2 separate regions of the Homo sapiens genome follow, and region 2 is linked to region 1. The links are chromatin contacts, found by Hi-C in ENCODE. All regions are on one chromosome and are shown on one strand. Each heading gives the region's core, a stretch centred on a gene start or an enhancer-like site at or near the end of the contact. The rest is flanking DNA. Distances are from core to core; before and after follow the strand shown. Region 1 holds the start of MKI67 (marker of proliferation Ki-67). Region 2 holds the start of TUBGCP2 (tubulin gamma complex component 2).

Region 1 (3,992 bases), core at 504-3,003:
CCTGTGCTTTTATGTTGCTTTCCCAGTTTCTCTATTTCCATCAGCAGCTGATATCTTTGTAGTTGCTCTAGAGCAGAGGGCTCAGTCTTTTCAATCTTGTGGTCCCTTTACACTCTTAAGAATTATTGAGAACCACCAGGAATTTTTGTTAATGTGGATGGGTTATATCTAGCTATATTTATATATTTTAAGTTAAGGCTAAGGAATTTAAAAATATTCATTTATTGATTCATTTTAAGATAGTGATGCACCTATTTCATGCTAACACCAATAACTTATTTTTATGGAAAAAAAACAACAAAATGAAAACAGCGCTTTAGTTCACATTTTTGCAAATCTCTGTAATACCTGGTTGAAACGGAGACAGTGGGAGTCTCCTCACTGCTTCTGCATTTGCAGAACCACACCCCACACTCTTGGGAGCATGAGAATGAGAAGGGCAAGTAACACAGAGGGTCATTAGATAAATGGTTTTGACCTTATGGACTCTCTGAAAGGAATAGGAAGTCCTCAGGGGTCCCCTGCATCGAGGCCTCCCTGATCAAGGGAGCCAAGCTCCAAGGGTTGCTGGGGAGCTGGAGGAGGTGAGATGGGGCAGAGAGGCCGTTGTCACCAAAAGCGTGTTTAGGCTCCATTCACTTCACCCCAGGTGGCCTACTGAGCCCACATGGCCACCAGCGCAACTGAAGCAGACCCCGATAGAATCCTGTGTAGAATTATTTTAGGATTCACCCATCTTGGCATGCACAAGCCATTTCAATTGAAGAATGTTTTCTAATAACAAAACATTGTAAACCTAAGTATGTGGCAATAGTAATGATTAAGTAAATTATGGTTTCCCGAAGCCCAGTGCTCTGCAGCCATCAGAGAGTAAAAGCGAGAATGTGTTCAGTGGAGATAGCCTCAGGATATTTAAAAGCAGAGAGCACAAAGTATAGAATCGTGTTGTGTATGTTATGACCTTTTTTTCTGTGCTTTTGAAAAAGAGAATACACGTATAGCAGGAAAAGACACACCAAACTACTTTATATAATTGGTTGTTTTTGTGTTTGGTAAGATGTATGCACTGAAGAGGAAGGTTTCGATTTTTTTTTTTTTTTTTTTTTTTTTTTTGAGACAGGGCTTTGCTCTGTCGCCCAGGCTGGAGTGCAGTGGCGCGATCTCAGCTCACTGCAGCCTCGACCGCCCCGGCTCAAGCGATCCTCCCACCTCAGCTGTCCCAGTAGCTAGAACTACAGGGGCGCCACCACGCCTGGCGAATTTTTTGTAGAGATGGGTTCTCTCCAGGTGGCCCAGGCTGGTTCTGAACTCCCGGGCTCAAGGGATCTTCCTGCTTCAGCTTCCCAAAGTGCGGGGATTACCGGCGTGAGCCACCGCGTCCCGCCTGTTTTTAATTTTTAGCAGTTTTAAATCTTCTGGCAATGAGTAATGTTATAGTGTCCCAGATGTTTGGTCCTTTAAGAAAAGGATAGCAGGACGGGTTATCTCGGTGGGAGCGTGTTCCACCTCTGCCCTCCGCCAGCCGCCCTCGCCGGGGATGCACCCAGGTATTTTCCTCCGGATGCGTGAGTGGCTCGCCCGCGGACACGCCAGCCCCGCCCCGCGAGCCCGGTTTCCCCGCCCCCTCCCCGCCCACGCCCTGCGCTCCCTTCCTATTGGTCCCATGCCGCGCTTTCCCGTTCAATCGCAGCGCTTAGCGCCAGAATTTGAATCTTCGTTTTCGTTTGAATTGGGCGGGCGCGCCGGGCTGGAAGAAGGAAGTGGAGGGCTGACGCTGCGGGCGGGCGGGCGGGCGGGAGGACTCGACTCGGTGGGAGCCGCTAGAGCCGGGCGCCCGGGGACGTAGCCTGTAGGGCCACCGGGTCCCCGTCAGAGGCGGCGGCGGGAGCAGCGGGGACTGCAGGCCGGGGTGCAGCGAACGCGACCCCGCGGGCTGCGGCCCGGTGTGTGCGGAGCGTGGCGGGCGCAGCTTACCGGGCGGAGGTGAGCGCGGCGCCGGCTCCTCCTGCGGCGGACTTTGGGTGCGACTTGACGAGCGGTGGTTCGACAAGTGGCCTTGCGGGCCGGATCGTCCCAGGTGAGCTGCGGCCGGGACTCCTGGGAGCTGTCCGGGGTCGAGGGCTGAGCCGCGGGGACCCCCCGAGCTCTGCGGGGACGGGCAGGGGACAGACGCGCGGCCTGGGCCCGACTCCTCCTGGGCTCTGGCGAGGGCGTCTCGGTGGAAGCTCCCAGGAGGCGCAGGCGCTGGCGACAACACCCCAGCTGCCGGACTTTGGGGCGCCGGGGGCTGCGGTCGGATCGTCCTGGGGTCCCCGCTAGCTAGCTGCGGTGTGCGCTTCTGTGGCCGGGGATAGGTGAATTGGGCACGGGGCCCTTCTTAGCTCCTTTGCTATCAGAGTAACTCGCACCTCTTTTGCAGTGGAAGAGTTGTAAATTTGCTTCTGGCCTTCCCCTACGGATTATACCTGGCCTTCCCCTACGGATTATACTCAACTTACTGTTTAGAAAATGTGGCCCACGAGACGCCTGGTTACTATCAAAAGGAGCGGGGTCGACGGTCCCCACTTTCCCCTGAGCCTCAGCACCTGCTTGTTTGGAAGGTGAGCCCCGCGGGCGCGCGCGGACGTTTTAGCTGAGAAAGAGGAAAATACCTTAGTCACAGAATAAAGTCCAGAAACGCGCTCTAGGATTGGGTCCTGCCGTCACTTTTCCTTGGTGCTTCTCCCATTCGTTACTAAGTTGACATAGTTGTGTTTTTTTGTTTTGTAAGTATAAATTTGATGCTAGTTTGTATGTTTAAGTGGTTTTAAAAATCAAGCCAATTAAAAAAATCGATTTGCTAATGTTGCGGTAAAGAAAGATGTAGATGATCTTCATATGTCACTGGCTGCAGGCAGGCGTCTGAAGACACTGTGCGCCCCCGGGTGCCTCCACAGTGGGCATCCCTGGCCACTGGGGACACAGAGAATGAAGGAAGGAAGCCATACACTTGTCTCTTGGCTCCTTGTGGCAATAGGAAAATGGGACAGAAAGTCTTCCTGCCTGGAATTCGAGAACGTTTCCTCTTATATTGCTGTCCTGTTTGGTGGTGGTAATAACCCTGTCCCTGTATAACAGGTATAGTTGCTGACAGTGCCCCATCAGCCTCTGACATGTGTCCCACTAGAGGCCTGAGAAGGGGGGTCATTTCCCGTGTGGTCATTTCCCAGACCACACGGGATTCAGGCCTCACCCTGTCCTCCCAACCCCATCCCGGCCTCACCCTGTCCTCCCAACCCCATCCCCTACCTTGTTCCTCCCGCCTAAGGCATTCCAAGCCTTTGTTCACCTTGGTACTTCTTACACACTTGGAAGTTTACAATGGGAAAGTTCTCCCCTTCCTCAAGCTTGTGTGATTTCCATCATTCAGGCATCAGGTGAAATGTCACCTCTGAGGAAGCCTTGCATGAAAACTTGTATTTCCAACCCCACAGCTTCAGGGGTGAGTTGTGGGTTTGTCTCCCACTAGGCTGAGCTCCCCAAAGGCAAAGACTGTCTTGTTACTAATCACGTGTGTAGGGCCAGGGATGGTGTCTGGCATAGGGGGTGTGATCAATACCTAGCATTCTGGCAAGGGTCAGTAGAAACATGGGCTGGAGCCATGGATTTGCAATCTCTTGAGAACAGTGGTTCTCACAGGAGGGTCATCTAACCTTCCAGGATTCATTTGAATTTCCATGTCACAATATAGGACAGGGGCATGCGCTGTCATCGCGGAGGAGAGGTCAGGGTGGGCATCCTACCAGGCTCAGGGCAGCCCCCACAATACAGAAGCATCTGGCCCAAGATGTCAACAGTGCCAAAGCTCAGAAACACCCATCTATAGTCGTCCTCCTGCCAAACAAATTCTCAGTTGTAAGGGATAGTCTTTCCTTTGCTCTGATGTCCTGTTACCTTAAAATCAAATTATTTTATTGGGGTTAAGGAAGCTTTTCACTTTCCATAGATACCTT
Region 2 (4,202 bases), core at 582-3,081, 5.2 Mb before region 1:
AAAGCCAGGGCTGCATGATGTGTGAGCACGGCCGACGGCTGCAGGAGGTACAGACACGGCCCCGAGGGGTGTGAGTGCGGATGACCACGGCCGACTGCTGCAGGAGGTACAGGCATGGCCCAGAGGGGTGTGAGTGCGGAGGCGCTGCGCCCGCTCATTCCCACACCCCCTCTGCTGCCTCCACCGGCACAGAGCTGGGCAGCCAGGGGCTCCCCTCCAGCCTCCCTTCGGCAGGGTGGCCGCTGGCACAACCACCTGTAGCTGTGTTGCCAGGGCTTCAGGTACCTGCAGGTGAACACCCCATTAGGTGACACACAAGTGCTTAATAAGTCTGACCGTCTATGCATTCCGGCTAGTTGGAAACCTTTTCCTAAAATCAAAAGCAGACACGTGCTGAGCCTGGCGGCTCCCTACCTTCTGCTTTTCTTTGGCTTATCAAACCGGAAGTCCGCGGGGTACAGGTGCATCCTCACCATGTGATCCTTCCGGTCTCTGCTGGTCTTGAACTTCTCTGTGCAGCCTTCTACCAAGCACTGATACTGAAATGGAGACCGTGTCACCTCCCTCTGACCCCTGGCCCTCCCCCACCGCCATGCCCCCGTAGCAGAGCTGCCAAGGGCGGAAAGGTGTCCCCGGCCTTGCCCGAGCACCCGAGAGCTGGGGGCAGCACTCTGAGCCCATCACCAATGGGGGGTGGCCTCGGCGGCTGTGCAGTTGTCACCCACCATGTCCTGCCTCTCAGACAGGATCTGGAAGAGCGAATCGTGCCACTCCAGGATGTGGGCGTCCAGCAGGTGTCCGGAAGGGAAGGCCCGCTTGCAAAAGGAGCAAACATTTCCGTGCAGCGTGTGGTAGTGGTGCTCGTAGTCGTCCAGGGCATCGAACACCTGGCAGCAGCCGGCCACCTGGCAGGCAAACGCGGGCACCCTGCCAAGGAGACGTGCTTCAGGAGCCCTTCCTCCGGTGCGAGGAACCAAGCTGGACTTTCTGCACAGTTTCCCTTTGAGACGTCCAATAAAGCCCCTATGCATCTTTTGCAATCCCAAACCCTCTTTTTATGAATTAAGTTTCACAAACAGGCTAGGTGGTGGAAGAGTCGGCCACGCCAAAGCTGGACAGGCACAGCGCCTCGGTGGGGCGGCCGCACATGGAAGAGCGGCAGCACAGCCCCAGGGACCAGGCACCGGTCAGGGAGGCGGCGCAGGAGTAGCACTGGCTAGGCACTGCCCATTCGCTTACCTGGGCTTCTCAGGCACGTCGGCCACCTGCATGATCACGTCCTGGAGGTAGAGGTGGCGCTGCACGTCCCCATCCTGCAGGAAAAGTGCGCCGTGGGCGGGGCCAGGTGACTCGCGGCACGCCCACCGCGTCAGGCCTCGCCCACACCCGTGGCCCCAGTCATCCCGCGCTCCGGTCCCGCCCCACAGCCTCAGGCCCCGCCCACTCCACGTTCCGGCCCCGCCCCACCACCTCAGGTCCCGCCTGTCCCAGGCTCCGGCCCCGCCCCGCAGTCGTAGGCCCCTCCCACTCCAGGCTCCGGCCCCGCCTCGCCGCCGTAGGCCCCACTGGATCCTACAACTACTTTTTCCCTCTTTTGCTCACGCACCTCGAAGAACTGGTGCTCCCGCGGGAAGCGCACGGGGCGCGCAACGAAGCGAAAGGGCGCGGCCCCAGCCGCGGGATCCCGCTCTACAGGCAGCGGCTCCGCCGCCCCGGGCCCCGCAGCGAGGCGGGCGCACAGCGCGGGGGGCAACTGCATCACCCCGGGCGCGGGCGGGCGCAGCCTGTCGGCCACCGTCCGCGAGCCGAGCCGGACGTGACGTCACGCTCACTTCCGCCGCCGTCGGGGGCTGCGCGGGGGCTGTGGCTCCGGGACTGCGGTGAGTCCTGGCCGAACGCGGGCGCGGGCGTGATGAGGGGGTTGGGGGACTGCCAGGCCCGGGGGGGCCCACGAGGCGACGGGGCTGGCGGGACGCGGCTCTTCCCGCGCGCTCCCTCTGGCTGTGCAGCGGTCCCCGAACTCTGGGGCCGAAGCCCTTCGGGCCTGCACCGGCCAGGCCAGCGTCTTGCCCCGCGGCCCGACACTCAGCCGGGGCGGGGCGGAGCGGGCCTCCGGGTCGTCCCGGGTGTCCCCTCCCAGCCCTGGGAAGCCGGGTCGCAGGTCCCCCTCTCGCACGCCCTCTCCCGTCCGCCTTGCCCCGCCTGTCGTCTCCCGCTGCAGTCCCTGGATCTTGTTCCCTCTAAACCAGTCGCGAACTGGAGCCAAAGTGACTCCAGTTTTATTGTAACCGTTTTTAATTTAAAGCCCTTGGGTGACTTCCCGTTACTTTAGTTCAAAGGCCCTTTCCTGGTTTGTCGGGGTCCTGTCGACCTCTCCAGTCCCCGCAGCTCCCGTGAAACACAGGACCTGTGCTAGGTGCTCAGGGCGTGTGGGGGAAGGCATCACAGGAGGGCGCGGCAGCCTTGTAGGAGAGACAGACGTCAGAGTAAAGAGTCACCTAATTAAAATGGTGAATGACAACACACGCGGGAAGCAGTGGACGCTTCAGATCTACTGCAGAGAATGGGCCCAGTGGCGGATAGAGGCTTTAGCTTTCTCGTCTGTCACCCAGGCTGGAGTGCAATGGTGCGATCATAGCTGATAGATCGCTGCGGCCTCAAATTCTTGGGCTCAAGTGGTCCTGCTGCCTCAGCGTTCCAAAGAGCTGTAACTGCAGGCGTGAGCCACCATGCCTGCCCCTGTACTTTTTCCATGTTTAGATACACAAATATCTCTGTGTTACAGTTGTCTAGTGTTCAGCACCGCCACCTGCTGGGCAGGTTTGTAGCCCACGAGCAAGAGGCTCCTCTAGGTGGTTTAGGTGCATTGTAGGCCGTACACCATCCAGGTCTGCGAGTGACTCTGATGATCGCACAGAAGGAAATCATGTAACCATACGTTTCTCTTTTTTTCTTTTGGAGATAGTGTCTCTCTCTGTCGCTCAGGCTGGAGTGCAGTGGCGCGATCTGGGCTCACTGCAACCTCTGCCTGCTGGGTTCAAGCGATTCTCGTGCCTCAGCTTCCCAAGTAGCTGGGATTACAAGTGTGCGCCACCAGGCTTGGCCAATTTTTGTATTTTTGGTAGAGACTGGTTTTCACCATGTTGGCCAGGCATTTCTCAGAATGTTGAGTGATGCATGACTGTACTTTCTGTCTCTGTAAAAGCCTTTGGGCTCTTGACATTTTCCACAAGTTGTAAAATAACATTTTTCAAACCAATTTGTACAGTTAGCTTTGAGCTCTCAACAGAGACTCTTTTTCACGTCCCTCTGTGTTTTAATCACTTGGAGTGTGTGCTCACTAGGAGTGTGTGCCCCGCTTGTCCGTGGTGGAGTGTGACATGCGTGCATTGCTTCCCTCAGCACGCGTCCCTGCGGTAGCTCACAGCCTCTGTGAGGAGGACGTCAGTCCCTCCCAGTCACAGTTGCTGGGCCTGTCAGTTTGTGTGATTAATAGTAAGAATTCAGGAGCATCAAGAAGGCCAAGTCAGCGGCCATGGCTAGACGTTCCTCCAAGAAGCAGCCACGGCTAGATGTTCCTCAGAGCTGTGTTTTCAGTGGGACGCTGTGCATTTCTGGCGGGACAGCTCTGTTGATGATTAGCATCCCCCGCCCTTGCCCTCTAAGTAGCGAGAGCACCCTTCCATGACCGTGACACCCCAGAGTTGCCCTAGGACTTTTCCAAAGGTCTTCTGGGGGGAGGGACTCTGTGCGAGTACGGGCTGCCCTCTTGGAGGCCCGGTCCCCACATTCAGGGAGAGCAGCAGGCTCCTCATGGGATGAACACTCATGACGTGCGGGCATCTGTGCTTCTATTTCTAGAAGAGATACGAAGTTTCCTGAAGGTAGTTTTTATTTTTTTTATTATTATTTTTTGAGACAGAGTCTCGCTCTGTTGCCCAGGCTGGAATGCAGTGGTGTGATCTTGGCTCACTGCAAGCTCCGCCTCTCGGGTTCATGCCATTCTCCTGCCCCAGCCTCTGGAGTATCTGCGACTACAAGCGCCCGCCACCACCCCCGGCTAATTTTTTTGTATTTTTAGTAGAGATGGGGTTTCACCATGTTAGCCAGGATGGTCTCGATCTCCTGACCTCATGATCCGCCCACCTTGGCTTCCCAAAGTGCTGAGATTACAGGCGTGAGCCACCGTGCCCAGCATGTAG

Evidence for each region. Hi-C counts contacts between places; a loop is a spot of excess contacts on that map. Pooled maps may share reads with other maps.
Region 2: a loop to region 1 is called in a map of CD4-positive, alpha-beta T cell, with 7 times the contacts of the local background. The contact joins the promoter of TUBGCP2 here to the promoter of MKI67 in region 1. A Hi-C loop is called at or near these places in 1 of 168 maps with a recorded cell type or tissue (CD4-positive, alpha-beta T cell), 1 of 37 single-sample maps with no recorded cell type and 3 of 50 pooled maps.

The regions. Positions count from the first base shown.
Region 1 is chr10:128,124,184-128,128,175 of GRCh38, reverse strand. MKI67 (marker of proliferation Ki-67) reads left to right here and starts at 1,753. Exons shown (of 15, transcript NM_002417.5): 1 at 1,753-2,077; 2 at 2,420-2,600. The coding sequence starts at 2,509. RefSeq lists an enhancer at 1,264-1,493 and a silencer at 1,604-1,973.
Region 2 is chr10:133,306,501-133,310,702 of GRCh38, reverse strand. It overlaps TUBGCP2 (tubulin gamma complex component 2), which reads left to right and starts at 1,831. Exons shown (of 18, transcript NM_006659.4): 1 at 1,831-1,880. It overlaps ZNF511-PRAP1 (ZNF511-PRAP1 readthrough), which reads right to left and starts at 1,789. Exons shown (of 9, transcript NM_001396060.1): 1 at 1,607-1,789; 2 at 1,240-1,313; 3 at 726-927; 4 at 415-539. The coding sequence starts at 1,759. It overlaps ZNF511 (zinc finger protein 511), which reads right to left and starts at 1,789. Exons shown (of 6, transcript NM_145806.4): 1 at 1,607-1,789; 2 at 1,240-1,313; 3 at 726-927; 4 at 415-539. The coding sequence starts at 1,759. RefSeq lists enhancers at 1,304-1,598, 1,006-1,701, 2,425-2,654 and a silencer at 1,345-2,194.